Linked DNA regions of Homo sapiens: all the other regions are linked to region 2. The links are chromatin contacts, found by Hi-C or POLR2A ChIA-PET in ENCODE. All regions are on one chromosome and are shown on one strand. Each heading gives the region's core, a stretch centred on a gene start or an enhancer-like site at or near the end of the contact. The rest is flanking DNA. Distances are from core to core; before and after follow the strand shown. Region 1 holds the start of MEX3B (mex-3 RNA binding family member B). Region 2 holds the start of AEN (apoptosis enhancing nuclease). Region 3 holds the start of FSD2 (fibronectin type III and SPRY domain containing 2).

Evidence for each region. Hi-C counts contacts between places; a loop is a spot of excess contacts on that map. ChIA-PET counts read pairs that join two places held with the same protein, here RNA polymerase II (POLR2A). Pooled maps may share reads with other maps.
Region 1: a loop to region 2 is called in a map with no recorded cell type, with 14 times the contacts of the local background. The contact joins the promoter of MEX3B here to the promoter of AEN in region 2. A Hi-C loop is called at or near these places in 2 of 37 single-sample maps with no recorded cell type and 6 of 50 pooled maps.
Region 3: a loop to region 2 is called in a pooled map, with 5 times the contacts of the local background. The contact joins the promoter of FSD2 here to the promoter of AEN in region 2. A Hi-C loop is called at or near these places in 4 of 37 single-sample maps with no recorded cell type and 5 of 50 pooled maps. POLR2A ChIA-PET finds 5 or more read pairs at or near these places in 1 of 52 experiments (CD8-positive, alpha-beta memory T cell).

Annotation. Positions count from the first base shown.
Region 1 is chr15:82,044,752-82,047,567 of GRCh38, forward strand. It overlaps MEX3B (mex-3 RNA binding family member B), which reads right to left and starts at 1,267. Exons shown (of 2, transcript NM_032246.6): 1 at 699-1,267. The coding sequence starts at 954. RefSeq lists silencers at 1,047-1,346, 2,197-2,516 and an enhancer at 1,570-2,516.
Region 2 is chr15:88,619,896-88,622,779 of GRCh38, forward strand. AEN (apoptosis enhancing nuclease) reads left to right here and starts at 1,445. Exons shown (of 4, transcript NM_022767.4): 1 at 1,445-1,487. RefSeq lists enhancers at 653-1,326, 1,327-2,000, 1,330-1,489 and a silencer at 1,510-1,699.
Region 3 is chr15:82,804,657-82,807,568 of GRCh38, forward strand. It overlaps FSD2 (fibronectin type III and SPRY domain containing 2), which reads right to left and starts at 1,413. Exons shown (of 13, transcript NM_001007122.4): 1 at 1,310-1,413. RefSeq lists an enhancer at 1,697-1,796.

The DNA.
Region 1 (2,816 bases), core at 17-2,516, 6.6 Mb before region 2:
TCTCCCTCACTGACCTCGGGCCGCGCCACGGGCTGGGCAGCGGATCCCACCCGCGAGGCGCTCGAGGAACAGCCCATTGGCTGCCTGGCCCTCCCCCAGTGACTGCAGTCGTCCCGAACCAAACCCGAGAATCCCAGAAAAGTCATCTGGGGAGATGCCGCTGGGATCCAGCTGGGCGCGCCGTCAGCTCTGAAGACACGGGGAAGGGGCTCGGGGAAGGCAGCTGAAGTCGCGATGCCTCAGCGCTGGTCGACTGGGGGTAGGGGGTGGGGTGTGAGTCCCGGGACCCATTGTTCCTCCTCTGGGCTCCATTCCGCTTTGCAGAAATCCAGAATCCTCCTCCCATCCTATGCTCACTCCTCCTCCTTCCTCCTCCCAAAGGACTGATCAAAGGCCCCCTCCCCCAAGCATCTTACATTTAAATTGTCTTTCTGGAGGTGGGCTGGTTGGGGGGCGTTAGGGGAGAAGGCAGTGATTTTAGCAGAAGAAAGTGCATCCCGCCAGGGCAGCGGCGCGGCTCCGGGAGACAGCCTGCCTGCACTTTCTTTGTCTGGGGCGCCGGCCCATCGCGCGGCTCTTCCTCTCTCCCCAAGGCACCCCACGCCGCGGATCCCGATACTGAACACGCCTTCCCCTCGAGGCAGTGGCCTGAGACCCTACACCACCCCCACCCACCTCCCCATCCCTCCTCGACCTACCTTGCCGCCCCACGATCTCGGCGACATGCTCAGAACTGGGTACTGGCACGCACTCGGTCATGTTCACGCTCTTCTTGCGCGGCTCGCTGTCGTACAGAGAGGCGCCCTCGTCACTGTCCAGCCCCAGCAGGGAGAGCTGGTCGAGCGCGAGCTGCAGGGCTCTTTGGTCATCCAGGGTCTCTCCCCCTCCGCTGCTGCCGCCGCCGCCGCCGCCGCTGCCGTTGCGCTCCAGGTCTGCGAACAGCGAGCTGGGCATCGCTCGGCCGTGCGCGCCGCGCCCCCGCCGGCCCTCGGCTCGGCGGCGAGAAGCTGCGGCCACAAAGGCAGCCGGGAAGCGGGTGGTCAGGGGCGGGGAGGCCGGTCGCCTGCTGAGGGCTCCGTTGCTTCTTCCTCGGTGCTGGGAGGAGTGGGTCGCTCCGTGCGGTCCGCACCGGGCAGTGGCTGCAGGAGCCCCCACCTGGGTCCCCACCCCAGACCTGCTGGCGGGTGGGGTGGGGGCAGAGCTCTAGCGGTGGCCGCGCGTGCCCCCCGAGTGCCCGGCTGGCTGGCCGCAATGCCGAGCGAAAAGCGAGCAGGCGAGCGACAGAAGCGTTTCTTTAAGGAGCCCCTCCCCGGCTCCTCCACTCCCTCCCTCCCGCCCGCCCGCCCGCCCTCACTCAGCGCTTTTTCCTCCTCTCCTCCCCGCCTCTTGACTGAGCCTCTGCAGCCAGACGACTCCGGAGGGGGACGAGGGAGGCGCAACGTCACAGGCGGGAGCTGACACCACAATGCTACTGACACTATCGCTGGGGGAGGCGATTGGCGCGCGCCAGGCCGGGGGCGGGAGGAGGCCGCGGGTTGAGCGAGCGGAGAGAGAGCGCCACCCCCCACCCCCGCGCTCGCCGCAGCCCGCCCCGTCCTCCTCCCGGCCGCGCCCCTCCCCCGCCGCCGCTAACGCCTCTCTTTGTTGTCTAATGCGGGACTGGCAGGCTCGGGACACTTGGATGTACCTATCAGCCGAGGACAATCATTGTCCCTAAGTCTCCTCCCTCGCCTGACTGAGAAAAGAAAACGCGCCCAACTCTGATGCCTGGAGCCGGGCTCTAAAAGAGCGGTCCTCAGGAAGTCCCGTTAGTGGCTCCAAATAAACCATCCGTGGAGCCAAAGCTTCCTCTGTGAGAAGAGTCTGTAGTCCGCCCAAAAGGGCGACCCGAGCCCTCCGACACGGAAAACGGGACTCCAGGTCTTGGGGCGCACGGGCAGAGTGACTCCCGGCGCGGGTTGTCCACCTGCGCGGGAGCGCACGAGACACAAAAGCACACGCCCGCCCACACTGGCAACCGCGCGCGCGCGCGCCCGCGCCTGCATTTCTGTCTCCTTGGGCAGCACTTCGCCCAACTGGCCCTGAAACTGAGGATGGGAAAGCTAAAAGCTGGCTGCCGCGCGAGCTCGGCCCGCCCGGCCGCTGGCGACCTCTGGAATGCATGGCACCAGTGTCCAGCACACGCCCGGCGCCCGGGCCGAGACCCTGCGGGTTCTGACACGCGCACGAGCGCCGCGCCGCCACCGCGGGGACGCAGGCCACAGCGCCAGCGGGCGGCGCGGGCGTGCGCGCCCGCTGTTCCCATCCCTCCCCTCCGTGCCCCGCGGCCGAGCATGCGCAGTGCGCGCGAGGAGCGGGCGGGCCCTTTAAGGCGGGCGCTGCGGAGCGCGCGCCGGCCCCGCCCGCGGCCCCGCCCCGACGGGAGGTGAGCGCTCCCTGCCCGGCCGCTCTTTGTGCGCTTCTCGGGGTGGGGGTGGCGGCAGAGGGAGGTTGCGACGGCACTTGCCGGCGAGGACGGCGAGCTGCGCCCCCTCCCGGATCTCCCAGGGACCGTCTCCGAGTGCGAGAGAGAAGGAAGGAGGATTTGAGGGGCGGGCCGGGGCGGTGCGCGCTGGTCCTCTCCGCGCGCATCCCCCTCCGCCGCCCACTAGGGCGGACGCCCCTTCGGGCCCCGCGCGCTCTGCTGTCCTTTGTTCCGGGAGCCGCCGGGCTCGCCGCGCCCTTTGCGTCCCGCTGCGGATCGTTCCGCAGAGCGGCTGGGCCCGCGGTTCATAGAGTCGCCCAAGATCCTCACAGAGGGACGTCTTCCCAAAACA
Region 2 (2,884 bases), core at 195-2,694:
TTCCAAATTTCCACAAACACTCCCCCACTCCTTTCTCCAGTCCTCATCCATTCCTCTCTATGCTGCAGCCAGAACAAGTTTTTTCAAATGCAGATTCACTGGTAAACTATCTATGGCTTAAATCCCTCTGCCTCCCCAAAGCCTTCAGGGGCCTGGGTAAAAGGATTGATCTCTCTTGTGACCTCATCCCTTGTCCTGCTTCCCTCAAATTTGTACTCCCATCAGAAAGAGCTCCTAGCTTATTTCTCATCACAGGTACGTTTCCAAATCACTTCTGCTTGCAAAATGTGAACTAAGAGAAGTCAGACTGCTTAGGTAAGGATCTTTGGATTCTAGGTGTTTCTCCTTAATTTAAGTGTCAATTTCCTTAACTGTAAAACTGAAATAATAGTAAGGTCATTGTACAAATTAACTGAGTATTTTGCCTGGCACATCATTCGTGCTCACATAATACGTGTGAACTGTTTATTATTGTTCTTGTTATTACTCATGTTACACTGAATTTTCTTTCTTTCTTTCTTTCTTTTTTTTTGAGACGGAGTTTTGCTCTTGGTGCCCAGGCTGGATGGAGTGCAATGGCGCGATCTCGGCTCACTGCAACCTCCGCCTTCTGGGCTCAAGCGATTCTCCTGCCTCAGCCTCCCGAGTAGCTGGGATTACAGGCTCCCGTCAACGCCCGGCTAATTTTTGTATTTTTGGAGAGATGGGGTTTCATGTTGGTCAGGCTGGTCTCAAACTCCTGACTTCAGGTGATCACCTGCCTCGGCCTCCCAAAGTGCTGGGATTACAGTCGTGAGCCACCGCGCCCCGGCCTCATGTTGCACTGAATTTTCTGTTAACCTTGCTGTTTCCCTGCTGTTAGATAAACAACTCAGGATGCTTATGTGTTTATTGTGTGCATCCCACTGCCAAGCCCACGTAGGAACTTAATACTTAGGAGTCAAGTGTTGCAAAAGAATAAATGAAAAAGCAGCGCTGACGGAGGAAACCTGACTTTCAAAGTCTCTCTTTAGTGCCTACTGTGTATATTATTTCCTTGAATCCCAGAACACCCGAGGAGGTAAGGGCCGATGTTCCCAATCTGCAGATGTGGGTGTACTCAGTAAGTCATTCGGCCTTTGGTGGTACCAGGCTTACAGGAGCCCACATCCCGACCCAGGTAGAGGAGTGGATTGGAGCCGGGGAACACTGATGGGACCGGGCAGGGACGACAGGAGGTCAGTCTCCCTTCCCTTCTCTTTAAAATTTCCCGCCAGTATGGCCGGCTCGCAGCACGAGTTACGCCCTCTTCAGGAGTCCCTCCCCTTCTGCTCTCGCCCGCCTCCCCGCTGCCAGGCAGGCTCGACCAATCAGAAGAGGTCTTGGGCGGGCGCTGCCGTCCAGCGAGCCAATAGGCGGGCAGTCGGAGCCGGGCTTGCCCGGGCATGTGGGAGCTGCCGGCTTTCCGGACGCCACGTGCAGACCGGAAGAGACACGCGGGGCTTCAGGTGAGATCCAGGACCCTGCACCGGGGCGGCGGGGTCGGGCGGGCTGAGGCCGCGTGTCCCGGGTCGCAGGTCCCCGCGCGTTGTTTCCGCCCCGGCCTGCGGCGGGGACGCCTGAACTGGGCTGACCCTGCCCTACCGGCCCGCAGAAAAGCAGGCCGGGCGCCGCCTGTCTCCAGCCCTCGCTCTGCTCGGGGGTCCAGGGCCAGAGGGGGCGGCGCTGGTCGTTGGGACTCGGCCCAGCTGCCGCGGCCAGCAAGTGACCAACGCCCGAGTCCTTCCCGGTGAGATCAGGCCTCCCACGCGTCACGCCTGGGAGAACGCCAGCCGGCGGGGAGGTCGTGCCAGGATAGCAGACTTTAGTTGTTGTCGTTGTTCCGTGGACTTTTTAGCAGCACAGGGGACCTTATCGAGCCAGGTTTTTTCAGGTTTGGGCGATTATCAGAATTGTGGCTTGAGGGTAGGGGTCGTCCGCGCTCTTTTTAAAAATCTAGATTCTCAGGCCCCTTTCCCCAAAATAGCAATTAGGACGGTGTGGGAGTGGGCCTGAAAATCAGCCTTTCATCAGATGTCATATGGTAATTAACTACATTTGGGAAGCCCTTATCTAATTCACAGCCCTCGGTTGATGGTGAAGAGACGTGACTTGCCCCAGATCATCTAGCTACTTAGTGCCAGAGGAGGGTCTAGAACTGCCCTCTGCCCTCTTGATCAGCCAGCAGGTTGGTGGCTCTCATGCCACCGAGGATTCTGACTTCTTGGTTCCTTTGGGGCCTTTGCTCCATTGACTCTGCAGCTGGGACCCTTTCTTTAGGCCAGACCCCCTCCCTGCCTGAAGGCCGGGTGTCTGACCCCCAGAGCGCTGGGTCCAGGCTAGAGAAAGGCTTGTGTTTGTCCTTGTTGAAAGGGTTGTTTTATCTGAGCGGAACTTCTCTCCAGCTTCACTGAGCTACATTTGGGTCCCCAAAGAGGTGTGTCCTTGATGACTGTTGGTTTTGACGTGTCAGCATGTAGCAGGAGGAGCCGCGGACAAAACCCCACAGAGGTAGTGAAGGAATTGGCTTTTAATCAGCTGGAAGCATCGGCAGACTAGCATCTCAAAATCCGAGCTTGTTGAGTGCACAGTTTCTGTCCCTTTTAAGGACTCACAACACTAAAGATTTTACAAGAAAGGGCCATGATTGATTGAGCAATCTAGGGGGTATGTGACAGGGACTGCATGCACCGGTAGTCAGAGTGAAACAGAACAGAACAGAACAAGAGATTTCACAGTGTCCTTCTATACAATGTCTGAAATCTATGGATAACATCGGTTGCTAGGTCATGGGTTTAATTTTAACTATCAGGCTAAGGTCAGGCAGGCCCAGGCCTGGTTTTGGGTCTGGTTTTGGGTCTGGTGC
Region 3 (2,912 bases), core at 163-2,662, 5.8 Mb before region 2:
AATAAATCATCATGAGAAATTATTTCAACCAGAAGCTGGAATGTGAAACACCAAGTTGAACTGTCAGAAGACTGGAAAACACTTAGTGCAAATACAGATAAGAACACATGCTTTCAAGCTGGCACTTGCCCTTCGAACACACAACACAAAGTGGTCTCAACACAAACTGGCTCAGTGTCAAAGTAGGAATTTTGCAACACACCCTACAGTTAACAGTCACTTTTCCCCTCAACACCTAGACTCTTTCTTAACAAAATCAGGATTTGGGGAGAAAGGAAAGTTGACAATAAACTGTCATTTTATAAATGGTGAAACTAAAGCTTAGAGAAGTAAAGCAATTAGTCATAGTCCATTATGAATGTCTTTGCTGGATACCCTTTCCTCTATGCCAAGGGAAGCAGTTAAAAAAAATAAAAAAGATGTTTGTCTAAGGCTTATATGGGAGGTGTATCCCTGTGCATTACTTAGAAAAGTCCCCCAATAATTTTTTTTTTTTTTTTTTTTTAGAGACAGGTTCTTGCTATGTTGCCCAGACTGGTCTTGAACTCCTGGGCTCATGCAATCTGCCACCTCACTTGGCTTGTTTATTAACCTTTTATGGATCATGGGCATATCTACTGAATCTACTGAAACCTGTGAATTCTCTTCCCAGAAGTGATTCCATAAGGGCAGGAACATAACTTTGCCTATAATTTTAGCTCTTCCATGCAGCCCTTGGCAATTCCTGAGCCACAGCAGTGAAAGAAAGCTTGCCTTAAAGTGTTACAGTGATATGAAATGATTCAAATCAGCTTTGCAGACACTGCCCGAACCTGAAAACTTTCTATAGGAGGAGGCTGTATGCATAACAAGTGAAAAATAATTACGATGCTGTTTTTTAGTATTTGAATCAATGCATGAAGTTATTATTTTTCAGCATGTACACACAGATTAAATAAAATGTATTTACAACACAATAGTATAGCCAGATGATATTCAACATCTATATTTCCAAACTGTTCTACCAAATGGTTCTAACTAATGGGTCCCAGCACTACAGATATCCTAAAGACACATTATAAGAATCACCAGCCCCTGTCTGCCTTCATCAGAGCCTCTCACATCCTGTCCCAACATCATGTTCAGTTAATGCGAATTCTTGCTTTAAGAAGGCACAGAAAACATTTACACTATTTATTGTAATTTAAACATCTGCAATTTACCATGATATCTCTTCCCACCTACAGGAAAGATATTGCATTAATATTGCAGCATTGAGTTTCTAATAATACAATTTGCATTGGAAGAATATGACTACCCCAAAACTTGCCTGCTAAGCGTCCATAAATGCTTCCTTTAACTCAGAGGACCTGGAGTTCTGCTAGAAAATTGAATCTGTGTTCAGCAGGCTTTCCTTCCTAGTGACCTCTGCATGCCCCACAGGCTACCCCTGCCTATTTTACACCAGAGTTCTGCAAGTGGGGCACCAAAGCTGGATGGTAACATGAGCTGGCTGCAGCCACAAATAGCAACAGGCCTGCCATGAGTGAAGGTCCAAATATAGACCTGCTGTGGCTGAGTTGCCACTTCTTACTACTCAAGTGTCACCAGGAGAGGTCACATGCCGTGCTCTGAGTTACTTTCTGTGCTGTGAGGGGTTTTAGACTTGTGGCTCTACCATGGGTCTCAGATGGCTGGTCATGTGGAGAGGGCTGGGGACTGTCACGGCAAGACCAGGAAGAAGATTCCTTTTTTTTTTTTTTAAGTGAATGAGTTTCTAAAATTATATGCAAAATTATGTCTGTGTCCTTATAGAATCACTTCCGGGAAGAGAACTCACAGGTTTCAATAGATTCTCAGAGGTGCTCATGAACCATACAAGGTTAAAAAACATTTTGGGGGCACTTTTCTAATCAAAGCACAGGACACACTTCCCATATAAGCCTTAAGCAAACATTATTATTTTTTTTTTTTACTTGCCATGGTATGGCATAGAAATGGGACTATCCAGCCAATACATTCCTTATGGACTATGATTGACTATTTCTCTAAGCTTTAGTTTAATAATTTATAAAATGACAATTTAGTGTTAATGTTCTTTTCTTCCAAAATTCTGACTCTGTTAAGAAGTTGAAAGAGTCTAGGTGTTGAGGAAAAAAGTGAGTGTTAACTGTGGGTGTGTTGCAAAATTCCTACTTTGATGCTGAGCCCACAGACCAGCATAACAGTATAATCTCTCTCTCCTCTCTCTCTCTCACATGCACGCACGCACACACACACACACACACACACAGTGTAATAGTCAGAGTTGTCCAGAGAAACAGAACCAATAGAATGTATACATATATGGAAACAGATTTATCATAAGGAATTGACTCATGTAATTATGAAGACCAAAAAGTCCCAAGATCTGCAGTTAGTAAGCGGAAGATCCAGGAGAGCCAATGGTGTGGTTCTAGTCCAAAGGCCAGCAGGCTCAAGACCCTGGAGAGCCAATGTTTCCATTTGAGTTGGAAGGCAGGAAAAAAACCCATATTCCCACTTGAAGGCAGTTAGGCAGGAAGAATTCCCTCTTATTCAAGCTTTTGTTCTATTCAGACCTTCAATCGATTGGATGAGGCCCACTCACATGAGGGAGGGCAACCAGTTTTACTCAGTCTACTAACTCAAAGGTTAATCTCATCCAGAAACACCATCACACACACACACCCAGAATAATGTCTGACTAAACACCTGGTGACCCAATCAAGTTGACACATTAAAATTAACCATCATACATATATATACATATGCTATAGACAGTTTATATTCCCCTAAAATTCCCATGTTGAAACCAAATCCCCAATGTGATGGTATTTGGAAATGTGGCCTTTGGGAGGTGATTAGGTCATGAAGGCAAGCCCTCATGAATAAAATTAGTGCCATTACATTGG